Linked DNA regions of Homo sapiens: region 1 is linked to region 2. The links are chromatin contacts, found by Hi-C or POLR2A ChIA-PET in ENCODE. All regions are on one chromosome and are shown on one strand. The core of a region is the stretch at or near the end of the contact, and the rest is flanking DNA. Distances in the headings are between cores, read along the strand shown. Region 1 has its middle 87 kb from the start of ALDH1L1. Region 2 has its middle 56 kb from the start of KLF15.

Region 1 (3,736 bases), core at 904-3,403, 34 kb before region 2:
TCTGCTTTTCCAGATCAAACCAATGTACTTCTTACATATGTTGATTGATGTCTCCTGTCTCCCTAAAAAGTATAAAACCAAGCTGTGCTCTGATCACCTTGGGCACATGTCGTCAGGACTTCCTGAGGCTGTGCACGGGCATGTCCTCAACCTTGGCAAAATAAGTAAACTTTTTTTTTTTTTTTTTGAGACGAGTCTCCCTCTGTCACCAGGCTGAAGTGCAGTGGCGCGATCTCGTTTCACTGCAAACTTCACCTCCTGGGTTCAAGCGATTCTCCTGCCTCAGCCTCCCAAGTACCTGGGATTACAGCACACACCACCATGCCCAGCTAATTTTTGTATTTTTAGTAGAGACGGGGTTTCGCCATGTTGGCCAGGATGGTCTTGATCGATCTCTTGACCTTGTGATCCGCCCGCCTCAGCCTCCCAAAGTGCTGAGATTACAGGCGTGAGCCTCCACACCCAGCCAAGTAAACTTTTTAAATTAACTGAGACCGGTCTCAGATTTTCAGGGTTCACATAATTTTAATTAATGTCATTTTAATATTACTAAAATTATATTACTTTATTATTTTACAAGCTTTAAAATTGTCGCAAGGCCAAACAAAACGTATCTGTGAGCTGGAAATATGTGGGGCACTGGGGACAGAGGCAGAGTGTCTCGATGGCCTCTGCTGGCATGTGGTGCCTGGCATGTTGTAGGCAGTCAGCAAACAGTTCCTGAATGAATGAATAAATGACTGGATGGATAAGTGAATGAATGAAAGGGTTGGCAGGATGCCCTGGTTCCCACGGGGCTGGGATGCTCACGTTTGCCCCGTATCCCAAGAGAGAACACTGTGTCCAGAGGGAGGTGGTGGAGCTGGCATGGACACAGGGCTGGCTGGCGGCCACCCGCGGCCAGGAGCAGGACTGGGGAGGCCAGGCGCTGCTTGGATCAGCCTTGGAGCCCCTATGGGCACTCCGGTTCTCCAGGCAACAGCTTCCAGTCCTTTAGCCCCTCATGTCACGGTTTAACACACACACAAGCCCCAAAAGAGGCCCCCCACTGCACCCCTCAACGTCCTCTCTGTGCAGCTTTTCCCAGCCCTTCACATCTGCAGGAGACTCAGTCCTGAGAGGCCAGGCCGGGATGGGCGGGGGCTAAGAAGGGAGGGAGGAACCAAGGTTTCTCCTCCAGCCCAGGGAGCCAGGGGCTGGCATTCTGTGTCCAGGACTTCGGGCCCTCTGTGAGCCTCTGTCCGCCAAGGCGATGGAGCTGTGTTTGGAGTCCCTCGTGAGTACAACACTCCACTATTGTGCCTGTGTGCACGCTGTGCCATGGATATGTGCGCCCCTTTTATTTGGGTACACAACCAGCTATGTTTTGTGTGTACACCACTGGAGTTATACGTGGGTAGGGGTGCACAATGTGCAGGCTTCTGGAATGTGAGTGTAGGTCTCCTTGTGTGCAAAAACCACCTACTATGTGCATCGGTTTGAAAAGACCATAGTGTGTGTTTGTACACCAATGTGTGTATGTGTGCCCCACCTGAGGTGTTTCTGTGCATGCAAAGGCTGCGTGTGCGCCCCTGTGTGTGTGCGCACCCTTTTGTGTGCATACACCCTGCTGTGTGTGCCGGTGCGCACATCCCCAGGGCCGAAGCGTGAGAGTGGCCCCGGTGTGTCCCGGCGGCGCTGCTTGGCTCTCTCGCCTCACTTTGAATGCTTACCGTCTGAATCTCCCACTGCAGACGTCAGGCCACGTGGCCCTGAGTGTTCGTGGCGGCCGGGCCGGCTCAGGGATCCCAGGCTGTGGCTCAGGGATCCCAGGCTGTGGCTCTGGGATCCCAGGCTGTGGCGCTGGGGCGGTGCGCTGGCCGTGGGTCGAGAGGTCGCTGCGCCCTGCATTCCTGGCCGCGCGCGCACAGGCTGGAATCCGTACATTCCATTCATAACATTCCCGCAAGCGAGGGGAGGAGACGCAAAGCCGGGGAGTGAGTGATTAAAGAAAAGAAAGAAGGGCTTCTTGCAGCTCCGGGCTGTGTTTTTTCCTGCGCGCCCTGGCGCAGTCCCCGGCTCGGAAAGGCAGGAGCACGTGAGCGGTTTGCAGAGCAGCCCGGCCCAGCCGCGCGCCCGTGGCCGGAGGCTCCATTTACCCTCCGCGGAGGGCGCTGTGCGGCGGCACTTAAGCGGCAGCTTCCTCTCTCCCAGGCGGCCTTTGTGGCTGTGGCCGGGACAGGGAAAAGCTGCCCAGGCCAAGAGGGCGGGGGCGTCAGGGGCAGCCAGCGCCGCCTTTGCGCAACTGAAGCGGATGAAGCCGCCTGCTCTCAGGTCTTCTAAGGAGAAGGTCTTTTTATCACTCCCATTTTACAGATGAGGAAATCGAGGCTCAGAGACAGGAAGTAGCTTGTGCCATTCATTAGGGTCCCAGGCCTGGTACCTCCTCCCGTTGATGGCAGTACCGATTGCCTTTGCAAGGACCCAGCCCTTCACCGTGTGTTTCTGCTCTCCTGACCCCCACATCTCCCTTAGCTCAGTGACACTCTCCTCTGGGACCGTCCTCTTCATCCTCCTGCATTTTCCAGCGCCCCTTCTCTTAGCACTGTGTGTGCCGTCCCACTGCCTCCCCCGCTGAGCTAGGCCTTCCCCCAGGACAGGTCCTGTGAACCACCTGTGCGAGGTCAGTGGGCAGCATGGATCCTAGATGTAGGTGGGCAGTGGGGCAGGCGGGGGTCTATCTGGGGGACGTCCTGACATATGGAGGGATGGAGCATGGCTTTCCTTGAGACAGAGCCGTGAAAACAGGAGAGAAGAGGGAGAATCTGACCTGGCACCCAGGTGGGCAGGGAGGCCCATGGGATGGGGGACGACCAACTTGTCTGGGACAAATGGTGCGAGACACTCTGCCACGACAACTCTGGCCACATCCCAGAATTGGGCAAGGGCAACATGGAGAAGGCGGCTTGATTCCAGGTGCCACTGGCCCTGGCCAGAGGTGAGGCTGGAAAGGGTGCAGGTTTGCTGTGGGCCTCTGAGGACAGCTTTCAGGAGCTGGAGGTTGGGGGCGGGGGGGGGGGGCGGGGAAAGGGGGGCAGCAGGGCAGCCCCTGCAGAGGGAACTGCAAGGAGAAAGGCTACATAGGAGGGAACATGGGGTGGGCCTTCGGGTCACCTAGCAGGCAGATGGGGACAACTGGGTGGTTAGATTATAGAGTACCTTCTTCAGAAGCCCGAGGGCAGAGCGATGTCTTTGCACGCCCTCTGCTACACTTCACACAGGCTGGCATCCTGTATTTGTTCAGTTGATTGTTCCTGTCTGCCTCCCAGATTCACCTGCAGAGCAGAGTAGGTGCTTAGAGGTTTGCTGATTGATGAAGAAGGTGCTAGAACAGGCTGGGCCCTAACACTCCCTGCTTTGTCAACCAAACATCAGGTTAAAACACCAGGTAGGAGCCTGTCCTGGGCTGGCGAGGGCTGGCCAGGTAATTGAAGGTCATCTCAGCAGGGCACTCCCCCCGCTCAATCGCCTAGAGCCATTCCCCAGTGTGGTGTGACCTTGGGCAAACCCCTTCATGTCTCTAGCCTCTGTGGGCAGCAGTGGTCCTGGTGTCTCCATCATGAGGGAAGTACAGACAGCACTAGGAATGCTGTCTGCACAGAGGTCACTCAGTAGAGGTGTGCTGGCTCTTTCTTCATCACTGACCTCTTCATCCTCCTGCATTTTTCTGGCCACGATGAGCTCCTCTGAAGCCGTC
Region 2 (3,780 bases), core at 153-2,652:
GCCATCTGCAAGCCAAGGAGAGAGGCCTCAGGAGAAGCCCACCCTGCAGACACCCTGATCTCAGACTTCCAGGCTCCGTGACTGAGAGACGATAGAAGTCTGTTGTTTGAGCCCCCGGTCTTTGCTAGTTTGTCGTGTCAACCCAGGCAAACTCATATGGGGTGTACGTGCCCCCACGTGTGGTGACATACCGGTAGCATGGGCCTCAGAAGCTGGCTGTCATGAGGGGAGGCTCCAGGAGCTCCACAGGGGGGTGAATCATCCTGCTGTGTATCAGCAACGGGGGCTCTGGGGACCCGGGGACTTCAGGCTACAATGAGTCAGGTTGTCCCCACCCTGGCCAGGGGACATTAGAGCAGGGTGGTACCAGTTTCAGGAGTAATTGCTGTGGTGGGCAGGAACGAGGCCATCCGACCCCTGAGCGGCTTCCTTTCCTGGCCTCTGCCCTCCCTTCCCTTGCTGTGGCGTCCTGTGCCTATAACAACTGGACCCCACCACCTCACAGCTCAGGCTGGCCCTCGCAGGCACTTCCATCTGCCCTGTGCAGCGCGTCCTCCCAGCGGAGACAGGTCAGTCCTTGCCTGGGGACTACCGGGTGCCCCCAAGGCAGGCCCAGAGCGTCGGGGGTCTTCCTCCACTGCACGGTAGGTGTGGGCAGTGACAACTGGACAGGCATCCTCCCATGGCTCCCCATCTCCCCTGTGACCCCTTGCTCACAATGTGCGGCTTTCCGGCTTCCCCTTTCCCCGTCCCCATGCTCTGTGGGCTCATCACTTGCAGTCCTCCTGCAACCAGAGCCCCAGGTTCTGAGCTCTGTGCTGCCCTCACCCCTGTGAAAGACCCACCTGGCTGAATGGCTGCAGCGACTTCCTCCACAGACCCTGAGCAGCGGCAGTGTGGAGGCTAGACCCAGCCTGCTGACCGGGGCAGGATCAATAGATGGATTAGTGGGGCCAGTGGGTCTTTGCTCTTCCAGAATTCCGAGCAGATACAAGTGCACCTGGTAGAGGAAGCACAAGGAACCATCCTCCATCCTTAATGCACGGAGGGTCCGCTGAACGTCAGGCCAGGGCAAGACTTGAGGGCAGGGAAGTGATCCAGGCCACACATCACTGGGTGCGAAAGGAGGACAAAGAGAGGGTCCAGGTGAAGGGGTGAAGGTCGCACACACAAACCTCACAAAGCCTCACGTTATGGACTGGGCTTTGCTGGAACATGGGAAGTTTCACTTCGCCTGCTGTGCCCCGGTTTCCGCATCTGTTTCTTCTGTGGCTAAATCAGTGAATGCTCTGGACCTCTGCTCTCCACACTCCAGAACTTTTCTTCCTGCCCCATCAAAATGTACCCATGCAGGGTTTCAGTCCTCAGGGCTTTCTGTGTAGCCGCCAGGGCCCATGAGCACAAGGTTTTGACACTGAGAGCAAAGCAGAACATCACGTGTTTCGCTTTCTCGCTAACAAGGAGTGAAGTCCAGGAATTCCAGACCTTGTTTTGCTAATTGTAGAGGCTCTCCAGATTGGACGGCTTCCCAGCTGCCCTCAAATCAGATCTGCTCTTCTGGCTGGCAGACCTAGGAGAGAGCAGAGAGGCAGACATTGAAGAAATAAAACAAGAAAACACACAAGAGCTGCAGAAAAATGAGCTTACAGAGCACTATAGGAATAATAAAACAGGACTCACACGCCGCCACGCACACTCTCTCACCCTCTCTGTTTTCTATTTCACTTATTTCCAGTCTAATCTTTATTACTTCTGCTTTCTTTCTTTTTTCTTTTTCTTTTTTTTTTTTTTTTTTTCTGAGACAGAGTTTCCCTGTTGTCGCCCAGGCTGGAGTGCAATGGCGCCTTCTCAGTTCACGGCAACCTCTGCCCCCGGGGTTCAAGCAATTCTCCTGCCTCAGCCTCCCGAGTAGCTGGGATTACAGGCGCCCGCCACCATGCCCGGCTAATTTTTGTTTTTTTAGTAGAGACGGGGTTTCACTATGTTGACCAGGCTGGTGTTGAACTCCTGACCTTAGGTGATCTACCGGCCTCAGCCTCCCAAAGTGCTGGGATTACAGGAGTGAGCCACCGTGCCCAGACCTGCTTTATTTAAACGTAATTTGCTTTTTTTTTTCCTAGTTTCTTAAGGTGAAAACTAAGGACATTGATTTGAGATCATTCCTCTTTTCCAATACAAGCATCAGTGCTATAAATTTTCTCTAAGTACTGCTTTAATAACATCTGCAAGTATTAATATGTCACATTTTGATTTTATTCAGTTCAAAAACCTTTACAATTTTAAAAAATATCTTCCTTTGCCCATGGGTTATTTAAAAGTGTGCTACTTACTTCTCAAATACTTGGGGGATTTCCAGGTTATCTTTTAGTTATTGATTTCTAATTTAATTCTGTTATAATATGAAAATAGACTTTATGTGACCTTGGATCCTTTAATATTTATTGGGACTGTTTTATGGCCCAGAATGTAGTCAGTCTTGGTAAATGTTCTTCATGCACTACAAAAGAATATGTATCTACTGTTATTGAATTGAGTGTTCTATAAATGTCCATTAGGGCAAGTTTGTTCATAGTGTTATTTAAGGCTTCTATATTGTGGCTGATTTTCTGTTTATTTCTTTTATCAGTTATCAATTATTGAGGTCAGAGTATTTAAATATTAGATTATGATTGTAGATTTATCTATTTGTCCTTGAAGTTCTATCACTTACTGGCTAGTGTATTTTGAGGTTCTGTTATTAGGTGCACAAATGTTTTAGATTGTTATTTTTCTTGATGAGTTGGCTCCATTAATAATGGTAATATGAAATTACCTGTTTTATTTCTGGTAATATTCTTTGCTCTGAAATTTACTTTGTCTGATATTGATATATAATAGCTACTACATATTTCTTTTGATGTGTGTTAGCATGGTATATCTTTTCCCATCCTCCTACTTCTTACTTATTTGTGACTTTATTTTTGAAATAGATTTCTTATAGTAGCATACACTTGAGTCTTGCTTTCTTATCCAATCTGGAAATCTCTGTCTTTTATCTGGAGTGTCATGACCATTTGCATTGAATGTATTTATTGATATAGCTAGGTTTAAATCTGCCATCTTGCTACTTGTTCTCTATTTGTCCTGTCTATTTATTTTTGTTTAATTGAGCATTTTTTTATTATTTCACTTTATCTCTTTTGTTGGCTTATATCTATAACTGTTATTTTAATGGTTGCTTTAGAATTTTTAGTAAACATCATTTATCACAGGTCACCTTCAAGTGATATTATGCCCCTTTATTTACATTAGCCTTTACATTAGCCAAAATACCTTGTTATTACTTTTGGTCCATCAATTAGCTTTTGGAAAGATTCAGATAATAAGAAAGAAGTATTAACATTTCCCACATAGTTACCATTTTCAGGGCTCTTCATCCTTTTTTATAAACTCATATTTTCATCTAGTATAATTTTCCTTCTGCCTGAAGGACTTCTGGTAGTATTTTTTTGGAGTGGTTCTGTTGGTAATTCTTTCAGCTATTGTTGAAAGTTTCTTTACTTTGCCTTTGTTTTTTGCTGAGTATAGAATTCTAGGTTAACAATCCTCCCCCATCCTCCACTCCTTCAGCATTTAGATGATATTCCACTGTTTTCTCATTTGTATTGTTTCTAACAAGAAATATGCTGTTATCCTTATCTTTGTCCCTCTGTATGTAATATGCCTTTTTCTATGGCTCATTTTAAGGTTTTTTTGAATTACTGGTTTTAAGCAATTTGATCATGATGTATCTTGGTGTCT

Evidence for each region. A loop is a pair of places that touch in the nucleus more often than their neighbours do. ChIA-PET counts read pairs that join two places held with the same protein, here RNA polymerase II (POLR2A). Pooled maps may share reads with other maps.
Region 1: a map of cardiac septum shows a loop between it and region 2 (2.7-fold over the local background). The contact joins two enhancer-like sites. A Hi-C loop is called at or near these places in 2 of 168 maps with a recorded cell type or tissue (cardiac septum and gastrocnemius medialis) and 4 of 50 pooled maps. POLR2A ChIA-PET finds 5 or more read pairs at or near these places in 4 of 52 experiments (AG04450, H1, activated naive CD4-positive, alpha-beta T cell and 1 more).

Annotation. Positions count from the first base shown.
Region 1 is chr3:126,265,583-126,269,318 of GRCh38, forward strand. No RefSeq gene overlaps it. Among named protein-coding and RNA genes, the nearest start is that of ALDH1L1, 87 kb to the left of the region's middle. RefSeq lists enhancers at 1,126-1,835, 1,836-2,546. Within about 2 kb of position 2,154, at least 26 of the 41 ENCODE cell types and tissues checked have a DNase peak (open chromatin) inside an H3K27ac peak, as active enhancers do.
Region 2 is chr3:126,299,834-126,303,613 of GRCh38, forward strand. It overlaps a transcript of KLF15 not described here. Among named protein-coding and RNA genes, the nearest start is that of KLF15, 56 kb to the right of the region's middle. RefSeq lists a silencer at 1,400-1,600. Within about 2 kb of position 1,403, at least 6 of the 41 ENCODE cell types and tissues checked have a DNase peak (open chromatin) inside an H3K27ac peak, as active enhancers do.